Linked DNA regions of Mus musculus: region 2 is linked to region 1. Evidence: chromatin loops called from intact Hi-C (ENCODE). Cell type or tissue: heart. All regions are shown on one strand.

What was found. Hi-C counts contacts between places; a loop is a spot of excess contacts. Peaks named below come from ENCODE experiments on the same cell type or tissue, not always from the same donor. Only the 100,000 strongest peaks of a DNase experiment are listed, where the experiment ranks them.
Region 2: it touches region 1 in a loop (4-fold over the local background); 2 of 42 quality-filtered maps call a loop at or near these places.

Annotation. Positions count from the first base shown.
Region 1 is chrX:168,670,088-168,678,087 of GRCm38, reverse strand. It overlaps Msl3 (MSL complex subunit 3), which reads left to right and starts at 4,216. Exons shown (of 13, transcript NM_001370791.1): 1 at 4,216-4,360; 2 at 5,743-5,825; 3 at 6,198-6,293; 4 at 6,845-6,945; 5 at 7,777-7,868. The coding sequence starts at 4,259. In heart, a CTCF peak has its summit at 4,490; DNase peaks (open chromatin) are centred at 4,137, 4,557 and 5,417; H3K4me3 peaks cover 3,276 bases; H3K27ac peaks cover 2,277 bases.
Region 2 is chrX:169,089,129-169,097,128 of GRCm38, reverse strand. All of the region lies in intron 1 of Arhgap6 (Rho GTPase activating protein 6), which reads right to left. Among named protein-coding and RNA genes, the nearest start is that of Amelx, 94 kb to the left of the region's middle. In heart, no CTCF peak of the experiment used is centred here; no DNase peak of the experiment used is centred here.

The sequences.
Region 1 (8,000 bases):
TAAACAGCATGACTGAAAGCAACTTGAGAAGAAAAGCCCATAATCTAGGGAAGCTAAGGGCAAGAATTGACGCAGAGACCATGAAGGAATGCTGCTTACTGCCTTGCCACTCAGTTACCGTTTTTATACAGACCAGATCCACTTGCCCATGGATGGCAGTGCCCCCAAATGCCTGGGCCTTCCTACATCAGTCATTAAACAAGAAAATGCCCTGCCCTCAGACATGTCCATAGACCAGCCTGACTCGGGCAATAATCCTTGGCAATCATCTAATATAGCACATTAGAGGTCAGCCTAGTCTACATGAGACTGGGGGTGGAAGATAGGTGTGTGTTTGGGGGGGGGGGGTTGAAGGGAATTTCACTGAGGTTTCATTCTCAAGATTCCTTCTACTCATGTGACTCTAGTTTGTGTGAAGTTGACAAAAATTACCTAGCATACCTCCTGACTTGAGAAGCATCTACAAAAACCAAGAAATATTGAATCCATTGTAAAAGATCGATAAAACCTTACCAGGATATTTATTAAGTACAAAACACATTTTAAGAGTATACTTCTGCCTAGTACTGCCCCTGCCCAAATATCTAATTGAAAGGGCTTTCCATTGCTCTTAGTTTTATAAACGGATTGGCCCAGGGATCCTTTTTTTTTTTTTGTATGCCCCTCCCCCACGGCCGCCCATGTCATGTAGTCCAGGCTGACCTCTGTCATGAAGTGTAGCCAAGGGTGATGTTGACCTGATCTTGCTTCTACCTCTCAAATGCTGGGCCTACATGTGAGAGCCATCATGCCTGGTTTATGCAGTGCTGAGGAAACCCCAGGGCTTCCCACAGGCTACGCAAGCATTATACTATCTGAGTTAAATCCTCAGCCCCTAGAAACTTGTTTTCAGAATAAACTGGACATTCTTATTGAAAGCACAACATAAATGGGTCATTAGCTTTCCTCTTCATTCTACTCCATCAATTTTGTCTGCAGAGCCACAGAAAAACACGTATCATATTATTGAAGACCTGCCTCACATTAACGTTATTGGCAGTGCAGATATGCTAAATGTAAAGAATGTCACTCTAAAACTGCAGCAGAGTTGTGGTCAGGAAATTTGTAGCTGCATCAGGGTTTATTATGCCACAAAGCAAGAAGCCTATGGACCATCTCGTACTCAGAGTGTCGGTGACCATGATGAACTCCCCCATATCAATATGTCTGTGACATTTACCAACATTCCTAAGCAGACTAAATAGGGCCTAGAGAGGAAGGGGTGACTTCAAACCATCTAAGTCTTCTGGAGTCCTGCTCAGGAAGTAGCCTAACTAGCTCTGGCTCCACATTAACTTCTTATTGGCTAAGAGCGGATCATATGGTTAGGCCTAACCCAATGACTACAAGAGGAAAGGGGATTGCACAATTGGTTTGGATCTGTGTTTCTCAGTCTTGCCTTTGCCTTGCTCTCACCTGGAAGCCTTGGAAAGAAAATTACAATGCCTGGCAACAATGTGTCCGCGATATTCCCCAGTTGTGCCAAATGTATCCCTAAGTGAATGCTACTGTATCAACCTAGTTACGATTCACCACTGCCTCGGAAGCTGAGGCGCATTCTGTGCCACAGGAAGAGCAAACCCAAGAACAAAACCGAAAAAGAGACATGGAGCACTCAGAGCCGAGTCTGCAGCCACAGTTACTGTGCAAACGGAGGCAAGATGATCTGATCTCTTGAGTTCAAGAGTTCCAGACTGGCTTAGGCAACAGACACATTTCAGTTTCCAGAATTTCTGTGACCGTGCCCTTCTAGGAAAAAAATGAGGATGTGTGCCACCTTTATTCCACCACACCAGTTTTATCATGGTGTGCAGTAGGCTCCAACTTGCTTACTTGGTACTCTTCCATCCTGAAATACGCCATCCTGAAAGACAGGAGTTACGTATATAGTCTGCTTAGTGTGTCTAACTTTGATTACTCAGGAAGCTCAATCAATATTTATTGCATGAATGGATAAGGAACCAGGTAAATGAGTAGGAAATGATCATGAAGCATTTCTCCAGCATTATTTGCAAGGTAATAAACAAAGCCATGCACACAGAATGCACTGAACGCTTTAATTACTCCTTATAAAGGAGCCACTTCTTTGCTTAATTATAACAAAAGCATCTCACAGAGACTAATTACTCGTCCAATACCACACACACACACACACACACACACACACACACACACCATCTCACAGAGACTAATTACTTGTCCAGTACCACACACATACACACACTCACACACACACACACACACACACACACACACACACACACACACACAGAGAGAGAGAGAGAGAGAGAGAGAGAGAGAGAGAGAGAGAGAGATATCAGACTTCTATGTATATAATAGCTGTATATAGGTATCACTCTTAGATTTTATAGAGGAAGGCAGAGAAGGAGAGCCACCCATGACACAAGGATGGACTTGAATAGGAAAAAAAGGAACCCACCTCTCCTCAAAGGTTAGAGCATGGAGTGGACTCTTCCGTTCATGAACCGGAAACACCACACTACTCCAGCTATGGCTACATGTGATAAGCTGTGATATGTGCTTCAGAGCTGCCTCTGCCATTTACAGGGAACACTACCATCTACTATCCACATTCCTGGAGAATCAGGGTTCCAGTTCTGGCTTATGGACTTCATTGTCTTAGATCCAAGTCATTATCTGGCCATTTTCCTCACACCTGCCCTCCTCTTTGCCCTATCTGGCCAGTGGAGCTATTCCTCACTCAGCTCTTAATTCTAGAAAACCTGGAGGACTCCCAAGATGCCTCCTTCCCTTCCCTCAGTTATATCCAGTTGGCCATTGAGTTTTATGGATTTGATTTCATAAATCTGTGATCATTCATCCATTAAATATTTATTGTGTGCTGTGAGTATACAATGACACACTGGATTAGACACCCCCAACCCCCAGGTTCAAGCAGTTTACCCTCTTAGTGGGGCCATCTTGCAAATGAACAACCCATTCTCCAGCAGAGCAAGAAAATGGTAATAAAAGGGTAAGTCGAGTTCTGGGAGGGAATACTGGACAGATACATGGTTGGTTCCTCTAGGCTCCTGCGGGACCTTTCTCTTGGAAGTGCCCAAGTGGAGGTGTGAGAGATTTGGACCTTGTACCAGGTGAAGGGAGGTGGGGGTGGGGAGACGCAAATTTCTGGAAGCAAGAACAGAGTGAGTGGCTGTGGGAAATCTGACAGTTCACTAAAAACCTCCCAGCCCATCTGCTCAACTTTCCAGCCAGGTCTTGATCTAGTAATCACACTGCCTAGTGGCTTTGCACTCAAGAAGAAACAGGCCAGCACTGCCCTCTCTGTCACTGAAGCTCTGCCCTTCAAGTCTCCTGTCTTCTGGTCGGTCATTCAGGGAGTATTTATGAACGCCCGATCTTTGCAGGCACTCTGTTAACAGCAGTCTCAATGGTGCTTCCACTCTTCAGGAGGTTTTGAGCCACTAAAGATAGACCATGGGGGAGCAATTCAGGAGTGCTGCAAGCTGACACGTAAGGTGTTAACGACCCTTTCAGGACCCATAAGCTTTGCTGTCCGCTGCTCACTGGGGCCTCCAGGCCCTACCTGCTGGTCCTCTCGGAAGGATGACCCAGTGTTCTATTAACTGCCCGGAATGTCTCCTCCCCTCGCTCAAGGCCACTGCCCTTCTCCGGCCAGCTCCAACACCGCGTCCTTCTCGCGTGGCCACACTCATCTGCGCGCAGCTCCGCCGAGGGGGCTGACGCGCGCGCGCGCGGCCAGGCAGCTCCTGGGGGCAGACGCCATCCAGCCTCCTCGGCGCCTGGTGACTACCCTAGAGCAATCCTCTCCCTAAGAGATCCCCACACTCCGGCCAGAGAGCGCACGCCCGGGGTGACAGCTCGGCACACACGTGGGCGCAGCCTGGAAACCGCGGGAATCCTAACCCATGGGGACCAGAGGGAACGGTCTGCTGGAAGACCTCGGTCGAGGGATCTTGCTCCCCGTCCGCACCCCTCTCTGAGCCCCAGAGGGGACGGGCGGGGACAAGCCCTGGCGGGGCCGCGCGCTTCCATCGCCACTGCCAAGGTCCTCGCAGTGGCGCGGGGTGGCCGGAGGAGGGGCCGAGGGCGGGGCGGTCGTAGCCTCCACCACTCCCGGGCCCCCCCGGTGGCGGAGCGCCGCCTCCCCGGCCGTCCTCCCCCACCGCGCGCACTCTGCCCGCCCCGGAGCCTCGCCCTCCGCCACGATGAGCAAATGAGCGCGAGCGAGGGCATGAAATTTCAATTCCACTCTGGGGAGAAAGTGCTGTGCTTCGAGCCTGACCCTACCAAGGCGCGAGTGCTGTACGATGCCAAGGTGCCGCCGCGGGGGGAACAGGGAGGAGATGCGGGACTGGGTTCGAGGGATGGGAGGCAAAGGGGCCAGCGGAGGACAAGTGGCCTGGAGTCCTGGACAGCCACCAGGGCGCGCCTTGGCCTGCGTGGAGCGGCCCGGGACTACAGGGGACGCTGGCGAGACGTGCTGGGCGCGCGACTTCCCTAACTAGAAAGGACCCGTGATGCTTCCGCTTCCGGCCGTGTCGCGTCGCTTACGCGCGGTTGCTAGGCCAGGGTGGCGGTTTGAGCGCTGGGCGCCAATCCCGGCGACCGGTGTAGGAGGACTGTCGCCTGAGGCCTCTGCTTTTGTAACGAATCTGTCCTTGTCCCACGCGGCTTCTCGCCACATGGGCTCAGTAGAGGACACCTTGACCAGTTTCCCCACCCACATCTTCAACCTGGTCCTCAATTATTCCCAGCTGTCAGTCCCGAACCCTGGTCAAATTTAGGATTGTAGTCCTGCTGGGGGGGAAGGGAGGGGCTCAAGGTTGCTCTGTTGCTTTCTAAAGGATTGGTGGGAGGCGAACAGAGCTAGGAAAGAATCGCATCTCGCCTGTATCCAGCTTGGTCAGCCCAGGCTGAGCTATATCTTGCGGTTGTCAGTTTTTAAGTGGAGGACTGGGCACCTAAGTGCTCCAGAGCCCAAAGAAGGTAAAAATTCAGCGCGCTGGGGGTCGGGGCGAGCATCGGTGTTTCCAGCCACCAAGGTGAAGTCCTTGGTGGCAGAGACAACTCGGAGCAGCACCAGGTGTGTTTTTAGCCATGTTTCAGCAGTGCTGTCCAGTGGAACACCCCAAGGTCTGTGCTGGATTATGTATCTTTGGTTCTTCCTGAAACCCTTAACTCTGTTTACCTCCTATTGCTATCCCTCCAGCTTGCTCTATCGCTAGGAGATGGAAGGATATACGTTTCATTTGTACCAGCTATCACCTTAGGGAATGCATGGCTATTAAGGGGAGGGGAAGGGTTGTGGAAGTCTCTGGCTAGCTAGGCAAGACACTGGACAAGGCAAGGCCCAGGTGACTACAACTCCCAGAGGTCTCAGGGCTGTTCTCTCTAGTCTGGGCCCTTCGCTAATGACAAATCTACCGACCAATGACTTCAGAAGTTTCACCCGGTCTCAAACTCAAGAGACCAATCCTGGGTTGGTTGGACGGATGTTTCCTATTTTGAGGCAACCACTCGGGCAGAAGAGGAAAAAAAATGTTGAAGAATGTTACGACCCAGCTCTCGATCTAAAGGGGGGAGGGATGAGTACTTTCTTATTTCTTTAAGAAGGGACTGTGATCTAGTTCTTTTTACCAAACTTATAGTAATTTTCGGTTTGCTGTGCCACGCGTGAGTAGTATTTCCTGGTTTCAGATCATCGATGTTATTATCGGGAAAGACGAAAAGGGCAGAAAGATTCCAGAATATCTGATACATTTTAATGGTTGGAACAGAAGGTCAGTGAACTTGTTACAGTTAGACTTAATCGCCTTTGTAGCAAGATAATTTTGTAACTTTAAGTTTTAGAAACACTTGTAGAAAAGTTTAATTTCCTGCTTCTGCTTTGTTTGGAAAGCTTGCCTGGTCTGAGGCATGATTACTTTAAAGTCTGTTATGTTTGGATGATCTATGAGTAATCTCTAGAAATCTTGGTTGCTGTAGCTGAGTTCCCTTTGTGCTTTATTGGTAACCTCTTGGTGGTTTTGAAGTTTTTTTTTATAGCTTTCTAAAATGTCAGCAAGTCTGGGGCACTTCTTCATGATGCTTTTTAGCATCCGTTTCATTTGTTTCAAAATACTGACGTTTACATCCTCTTCTTTTTCAACCAGTTGGGATAGATGGGCAGCTGAAGAACATGTGCTACACGATACAGATGAAAACCGGAGATTACAGCGCAAATTGGCCAAAAAAGCAATAGCTCGCCTGTAAGTATACAAAAACTTTAATGGAAGTGCTATATTTAGTGTGGCTTTTTTTTTTCCTGGTTTGGATTTTTTTTTTTAATGATATAAAAGTAATATGACAGATTTCAGCAATCTTACATATTTAAAATAAACGAAGCATTTCTAAAGTACTCTAAAGAATCACAGACATTTTCAGAATAACTGTTTTCCACTTGGTAGTGGGGAATCACCATTATGGTTTGTTTTTTTGTTTTTGTTTTTGTTTTGTTTGTTTGTTTTTTTTGTTTTGTTTTGTTTTTTGCTTTGTTTTGTTTTGTTTTCGAGACAGGGTTTCTCTGTGTATCTCTGGCTGTCCTGGAACTCACTTTGTAGACCAGGCTGGCCTCAAATTCAGAAATCCACCTGCCTCTGCTTCCCGAGTGCTGGGATTAAAGGTGCCACCACCACCCGGTGACACCATTATGTTTTTAAAGTTTAATCTTCTACGTATTTAAGAATTATTGCTTATTATGTCCTCTGTGGATGCCAAGTCCCTGTTTGAAGTTTTATTTTGATTTGTTTGTCATTTTCAGGAGAGGTACAGGAAAAAAGAAGAGGCGCTGTAGGTTGCCTGGTGTCGACTCTGTCTTAAAAAGCGTGCCAGTTAAAGAAAAATCTAAAAATGACGAAAACTGTGAGTGTTTTGACTTTCCTTTTCCTCCATTGACTCCATCTTCATGTCATCCTCCCGTATCTTAGGACTGAGAGAAAGAGTCATTGCAATTCTAGACAGGGAAACAAACTCATCCCGTCCAGAGGCTCTCATTTAAGACTTTTATTGACTTTAGGATGGTATGAAAGTTTCTTCTTCCACTTTCAGTATACTCTGCAATAAAATACATGTGCTATGAGTACTCCCACAAGGTTAGCTTTGTTTCCATGAGTTTCCCCAATTGTCAGCTCCTCTAAGTGCTCTGGGGACATTGAACGCAGCCAGCTATGATAATTCAGTAAGCTAGGTGATGTTCATCGGTCTAGGTGTAACTCCATCCTAAGTGAAGGGGCAGATTCGTGATATGCACTCCGTTTGGTTTAGGCAGTTCACACTGCAGTCCCTGTGATCAGTCGGCATGGGTATCAGACTGTAGCAGAGCCTTCCCAGTAACCGCCGTCATCTCTGCTAGCAAAGCTTCACAGATCCTTCCTCTTGGATCATTTTCTTCTTGAGACCTCCAGGGCCTTGCCACCACTGATGAACCCAACAGTGAACCATAGGATCCTAGCTGGTGAAACACTTTCAGATCATTAGCTTGTGTGATTTTTGTATCCATTGAATTTGGAGTTATAATTATCAAACTAAGTTTCTGTTCCGAAAGGTACAGTATTTGTGTTTAGGATTTAAAATGGATGCAGAACTACAGACCATTCTTCTTAATCAAGTGCATGTGCCACCTAAAAATTTTGTAACTGTAAGGATTGTCCAAGTGTATAATATGAGTTTGCCTGATATTTTTGTTTTATGTAGCAGTAAGCAGCACCTGTCATGAGAGCTGTGGAGAAAAGAATGGAGGGATAAAAGAACACCGTCAGCGTCGTATTAAAGTAAAGGCTAAAGCGGTACAAAAAATGTTTTTACTGTAGAAACTTTGTCTTTGATATACAGACACACACATACTCGCACAATTATATAGATATAGATATAGATATAGATATAGATATAGATCTATAGTAGTGGCAAAATTTTCAGGT
Region 2 (8,000 bases), 420 kb before region 1:
TTAGCTGATGTGAACAAATAGTGAGGCCCACAGCTAGACATTATGCAGAGAATAAGAGATTATAGAACACTCAGCCCTAATATAGATATCTCTATCAAATTCCTACCCTCAAGGACTTAGGGAACCCTACTGAAGATTATAAGATGCAGAGGAGATGGAGGGCACCAAGAAGACCAGGCCCTATAAATCAATAGGATTGTGATACATATGAACTCACAGAGGCTGAGGCAACATGCAAAAGGCCTGCAAGGGTCAGTAGCACATGGTGTTCTAGAGCTGAAAGGAAAAGTGGGCACATGTCCCTGTCCCTAACTGAGAGATGTCTCCAGTTGATATCCACTTGCAAATAGACTTCATATGTCTCCAATGGAGTCTCACCAGGAAAACAAACTACTCATAAGGTTAGGCTGCATGCTCAGCAGTAAATGGACAACAGAAAACAAACTTAATAGCATCTATGGAGTTTCCTTGGCTCATAACGTTGGGGATCCTTTATCATCATCATGATCATGAATTTTTAGTTATTTTAATTTAATTTAATTTTACTTTTGTTTATGTCTCTATTTACCCTATAAGTTTGTTTTGTGTATATATATTATGGCTTCCAGTTTCATGTTTTTATGGGATTCCTGAGTATGCAAATAAGATGGTCCATGCTGCTATTTTCCTTCTGTTTAGTCCTGTTCCATGTGTTAGTTTTAATTTTATCATATCATATCATAATATAATTATCCCTTAGAAGACATTATTTTCTAATGAGAGACAGAAAGGGGGTAGATCTAGATGAGAGGGAAGTCTGGAGGAACTGGGAGAAATAGAGGGAAGGGGAGCCATAACCATGATACAGAATATAAAAAAAAAATCTGTTTTCAATACAATAAAAATAAATTTTAGCATTTCAGAAAAATTTCAAAGGAGGGTTAATAAGGACAAGGTGCTCATTAAGTATCTCTAGCACCATGAAACTTTATAGTTGGACAATGGTGTCTTAGTGAGAATCCATTAAACTGTAAGGAGTTAGCATTTTACAAGAGCTTCTTTTTTTTAAGTAGGTCTACAATCATTTATTCCCTTAACTCCTTAGGCATGGGCAATCTAATACCACTTTTAGAGCTTCTAATTTAATAGATAATTGTATGTTTGTTTAGTCCAATTGGAAAAAACAAACAAATCTGAATGTTTGTGTTCCCTACAATGTGCTAATTTCTAGTTACTTCTGGCTCTGCACAAAACCTTACACTAAAACCAAACCAGTTCTTCACATTAACTGACAAAAGGGCTTTGTCTGACTATCTAAATTGACTTCCCACACAGGAACCTAAGTGATAGCAAGCTGTTAACAGCAGTTGACTCATCCTTTAAATATCAGCTTCCTGCTTAAGTCATATCTCTGATGAAATGTCACCTCTGAGAAAGCTTCTTAACAATTCAAACAACTCCCCTGCATCATTCTAGTCTATCTTCTTTATTGCCAGCTGAAATACTACATATCCATCAGTGTGTGATACTCCCAATTTTACAGTGTGGTTTCTTTCAGGAGAACTAATTATTTTACCAATGTATCTAGCATGTCAAGAACAATGTCTATATTTTATTAACTTTTTGTATGCTTAATAAATGCTTCTAGAATGAATTTATAAAGAAAAATCCAAAAGCTAAATGCCATATTTTATACACACACACACACACACACACACACACACACACACACACACACACATATTCTTTGAGAAGAAAATGTACTAGATTATATTGTGAACACATTATTAGGTCTGTGTTATACACAAATATAACCCATTATCAATCTCATTATCTTTCCATTATCAATAAGCTTATTTCCTGCAAAGTTGCTAAATGAAAATTCTGTAAAAATGCTCATTAAAATTTTGATAAAACACGCCTTTTGTTAGAATCAGAAAATATATACATAATATGAGACAGCAATGATTTAGAGTACTTACATTTTGAATACTTAGTTATTAGTAACTGATTTTTTGTCAGAAAATTGACACAAAAAGACTCCATTCATATTGGATCATTTTATTATATCAGATTTGATTTGACTAATTGTTATTTAAGGCGTCTTTGAGTTTATATAGGTATGATTAATGAATGTGTACCTTTCTGGTTTCAAGGCTTCCTGATGAGATGTTAGTGGAGGTTCAAAAGATGTAAAGTTTGGTTGTGGAGTGCAGAGTCTTCTCAGGTGGACCTCAACAAGAATGGCTGTGATAATCAGCACCAGTAGTTTGTTTTACTACGTATAATATCATGGCTTCTTTGCTCACCAAACTATTAACTGCACAGTCAAGGCTGAAATAACCACAAAAGTTAAACAATGTCTGCCTGGAGAGATAAGAATTCTGGATGCGAATGAGGGTTAAAAGGGGAAGCTGGGAAAGGACAGAAAAAGACATTGGTTAATTCTGGGTTAAAAAAAAAAGTTCAAATTGCCTCAAAGGAAAGTGATTAAACAAATTCAACTACAGAAAAAAGAACAAGATGATAAAAAAGAAGTTCAAAACAGGTCCCAAATGCCAACTAATGTGGATTACAAAGAAAATGTGAAAGAGAGAGAGAAAAAAAGAGTAAAATAAAAAGGTATTAAACCACACAATAGGAGGAAAACATAAAATAAAAGAGGTATACATATAGAAGAGAAAAATAGACTTGATCATATAGTCACAGAGTGGGGAACAGTGCAGGAGAGAAAGACCTCAAACTTGTGTGTTGGCAACCATGGTGTGGCGGTCACAATAACGGTTCCCAAAGATATCAATATACCAATCCCTAAAACGCAGAAAAATGTTGCCCTGTATTGTAATAGTTGTAATAGTTCCCAACCTTCCTAATGCTGAGGCCCTAAATTTAGTACAGTTCCTCATGCTGTGATGACCCAAACCAGAAATTTTTTTTCAGTGCTACTTCATAACTGTAACTGTTATGGATTGTGATGTAAATATTTTTGGAGATAGAAGTTTGCCAAAGGAGTTGAGTTTCCTATAGCCTGACAACTCCTGTAGCAGGGGCTTTGCCTGTGTAACTTAATGCATGGACCCTAAAGGGTGGGTGTTCAGGACTATCCAGATGGGGCCACTCTAATCCAATGGGTCTTTAAAGGAGAAAAATTGTCCCATTGGAATCTTCCAGAGAGATAAAAATAAATGCACAAAGGCTGACAGACCATACAGCTCAATGGCTGAATACACACACACACACACACACACACACACACACACACACTCACACACTCACACATAGACTTTTATTACTAAATAAACTTGTTATTCAAAGATAATATTGATAGAACTCAGCCTTCTTTGATTTCCTTTGGATGAGAATTCATCTACAAAGTTTCAACTCCACAGTTCTCATGGGAACAAAAAACTCTTAGTGTGTTTCTTTCAAAATTTGTCACATATTTGACATTATTTTTCCCAAGAAAAACTCATTGCCTTATCTCTCTCCTCCCACCACTGTGTCCTTTCTCTCTCTTAAACTTTCTTCCTGGACCCAAATATCTAAACAGATGATTCTGTTAAAAAATATGTTTTAAATTCTTATAGTGAATATTTATATGCAATCATATTGTTATTCTCTTTAAATATTAAAAGAAATTGTTTTTCTACTTAATATACAACATTAAAATTAAAGGATAAAGAAAATGAGGAAAATAATATAAAGAAATGTTAATACAGTTTTATTAATGCTACTAGTATCATGAAGATGATAACTAAATCAGTTGATTAGGATGAGCAATTAATTTTTATAAGGTGAAAAAGTTATGAAAATCAGTATTTTTAAGTCAAGATGTCAGATTAGATACATGTATCTACCTTCCTTCTTTCCCATGTACAATCAATCAATCAAAAACATTTTCAGGAAGGGTGAAATCAGAAGACCAGGAATTCCAAGAAGAAAGAACATTTAATGATGAAGCCACAGAATCCTGAGAGGTTCACTAGGCTTCAAAAGGGAAGACACAAAGAAATTTCAGTGATATATGTGTTTAACACTAAGGCAAGACATGGACCTGGAGCAATTGGAAGAGTTCTGAATGAATTACATACAGAAGAGCTGAGTTTCTTGTATGTCCTGCTCAACACTCTCCTGTGTATACAAAAAAATCTAGCAGTATTAGCTCTTATGTGAAACTAAAACTCTTGGCTTATTGAATGTGGGCATTGGAATCTTAATTAAAAGATATGGGTATCAGACTGTTACTGAGACAATGGGTAGCTATCTACAAACTGACAGCAAGGCCCCACTGTTGAAGACAACACCTATTCAACTCATTGAACATGGGTAGGTCAGTGGGTGCCTACATAGAATCTTTACCCTAATGTTCTAGTGTCTATGACATGGAAAGGTACTCTGTAGTTTACCCAAAGTGAAAAGAGGACATCAATCCAACCATTAACCCTTTGATCAACAATTTATCCTACCTGCAAAATATGTCACGGCAATAGTGGCACAAACCCTGTGGGAGTTACTAACTGATGTTTTATTTTACTTAGGCCCATGAGCTCTAACCTATACTTGACACTGCTTGGGTTACCAAGCACCAGAGCTTAGAGCAAACCCAAATACTACTGGTTTAAAAAATAGTAACAAGAAAAAGACTCCTAATGATATTGTTATATTCATACATTGGCACCTTATTCAGCCATCATCAGAGAGGCTTCCTTGTGCAGCAGATGGAACACAGAGATCCACAGCCATTATACAGACATGTTCTCTCTCTCTCTCTCTCTCTCTCTCACACACACACACACACACACACACACACACGGGGGGGGGGAGCAGAGAGAGAAAAAAGAGAGCAGAGAGACAGAGACAAAGACAAGGAGAGTCCTTGGAACATACAGCTCTAAATGAGATGTCTTTATCAAATCCCAAAAGTCAGAGTCCAGAGAACCCCGTGGAATAGGAGACAGAAGGAGCTGGGCAGAATAAGGCCCTCTAAAACAACTGAGAAAAGCTCATATGCACTCACAGAGACTGAAGCAGAAGTCACAGGGCTTGCATGGGCCTACACCAGGTAGGTCCTCTGCATATATACTTCATATATAGCTTTCAGTTAGTACTCGGGATCCTGAGTATGTTAACAAGTGGGTCTCTGATTCTTGTGTTTCTCTTGGGGCTTATTTTTCCATTGGACCAGCTTGTCCAACTTCAATATGATGATTTTCATTTTATTATAATTTATTTTGTTATGTTTTCTTGTTATGCCTTAGAAGCTTGTACTTCCTAATGAGAGACAGAAAGGGGGTGGGTGCATCCATATGAGAAAGGAAGTGGGGAGGAATTGGGAAGAGTAGAAGGAGGGAAACCTGTATTCAGATTACATTCTATGGGAAAACCATCTATAGTTAATAAAAGGATAAAAACAGCAAAACACAATGCTTCAGAAAATCAAATCCATTTAAAAAGCACATTCTTCACATTGGATAATGAAGGCATTCTCATCCTTTCAAAAAAAAAAAACTTTATCTTTAAGTTCTGTGTGGATGTGCATGTCCATGTCTATGCTTGTGCATGTGAATGTCAATAAATTCTTTTTGTTCTTTAAAAGGATATAGTTATGAAGAAACTAGAGTAAAAAATAATGAGGAAAAATCTACAGAGATATTAGATTTCTTTCCTTCAAATGACACATTATTTAGTAGATCTTATTTAGCCCAGGCAGAGCCATTAGGATATTCATCCCCAATTTCAAGTTTCCTGGTCCAGGCTTGCTCTTCAAAGGTACAAGAGGCTGTAGCAGTACAAATAATCCATCAGGCACTGGAATGGAAGTGTTATGCTTATGGTTTCTGTGGACAATAAAGTTAGAGTAGAGAGAATATTGATGGGGAGTCCACAGCCTGCTAACATCTTTAACAAAAGGCTCCAAAGCCTGAATGATAATTGCAGTGGCTCTCTGTACAAATGGACTGAGCTTCAAACTTTATTATATCCATCCCTAATTTGCTATTGACCTCAGCAAGTCACTCAGTTCTTTTATTAACCATTTATTCACATAGAATATATGAAATATAACTAATCCCAAATCATATTGGTATATCAAAAAGGATCTTACTACTCAGTGATTACAACCCAGTTTCTGGCACTTCAGTAAAACCATATTCACGTGACAGAATTTTATTAGCACCAGAGTCCTTTCATTTTGCCTCCATATGCTTATGTGCCCTTCTTCTAAGATAAATTCACCTGGGAACCACAAATACATGTTATCTCCAAGTTCTTGCTGCCTTCAACATTGGTATTTGCTTCATGCAACTCTTCAACTGCCAGCATTAAATAATGTTAAGGTTGTCCTCCTTTGAGAACAAAAAGAAGGAAATAATATGTAAATCAGAAATCTTTACTATACCCATAACAGATGGCTCAGTTGGCCAAGTAGTGCTTGCTGTCAAGCATGAGAATCTGAGTTTGGATCCCCAGAACCCATGTAAAAATCCAAAGATGGAGGCAAACATCTGCAATGCTAGTATTGAGAAATCAACAATAGAATACCGGAACCTTTGGGGCCAGCTAGTCTTACTGAATTGTTGAGTTCAATGTTTCATGAGAATCTACGTCTCAAAATTAAGGTGGAGAGAAATGAGACAAAGAAGACATGCCAACCATTGGCCTCCTCACACAGAAGTGAATGTTCATCTCACACACACACACACACACACACAGAGAGAGAGAGAGACAGAGACAGACAGAGACAGAGAGAGAGACAGAGAGACAGAGAGAGACAGAGAGACAGAGAGAGAGGATTAACATTTGTCAATAAAATTAAAAGAACATTGAAGCCTACTTTATTTTATGGTTTCAGAAAGTGAGGGCAAAAATGAATCAAAGGCTTTCTTTCTTCTGTTATTTTTCTGAGGTTACAAGATGGTGCAACCCCCCTCTCTTCTCCTAATATCTTTTCTATTAACTGGTGTTACAACTGCCCTTTTCTCCATTTCACCGAATAGAAATAGTTGTGTGTTATATGAGTATATAGTGCAGACAGTCCTTCCATCCACAAAATAATCTTGCCACTAGTCACTGTGTCTAAGTCTGTCACTGGTGTTCTACTCACTTAACTAAATAAAATTTCCTGCTGCTGAAATAATAAAACCATAGCTGTGATGCATGACTTTGAACCCCTCCCATTAAGAAATGAGTAAGCCAGTTGTTAGACTCAGCTGTTTTAAATTGTATTATCCAGAGGCACTGTAGACAGACCTTTACTATAGATCAATAATCATTACTAATGAGTAAGCACTGCATTTCTGGCCCCTTAAAGTACAAAAGGAGTTGCTGATATCCAGTGAATTATTTGTGGAAAAAAATATGCCCTTAAAAAATAAAGGCAATGATGATTTTTATAAAAATAAGAAAACACCCAGCTATTTTTCTTTTAAAATATGCATTGCTATGAATTATCATTCTTAAAACATGCACCGTGTGAGTAGAAATGACATAAAAACAATGGTTCCATCACAGTGCTCATGACAAATTCCATTCTCCATGGCAAACAGACTTTGCCTCTAAAGGTGAACATAAGAGGTATTAAAAAGCTTCAGAGAAGTCCCATTTCATTACCACAATTTCTTCCATTCAATGTGCTATTTATGCACCGAAATACTCTGTATTTTTCTCTATTTTGCCATTTGGGTTCCCTTGCATTGTTTCTTGGTCACTGTTGCACTTGGCATTGGAAAGGGTAAAGCGTTCCAGAAGCTGGAATCTACCCTTCAAAGATGACAAGAAGGAATCTGCAAACAAATTATGTTCTTGAGAGTGTGGAATTCTATGAACTCACACCAGCTATAAAAATATGTGCCATGAGATTTCACAAATAAAATCCTTTAGCAACAAATGGCAATATTTATATCTTCAAGCCCTTTAAAAGTTGGGTCAAAAATGTCTCCATTTAATTCAGTTGCCTGCTATTTAGTGACTTTAAGTATCCAGAATATGATTTTAAAACCGGAAGTAACACTGAACTTTTCTCA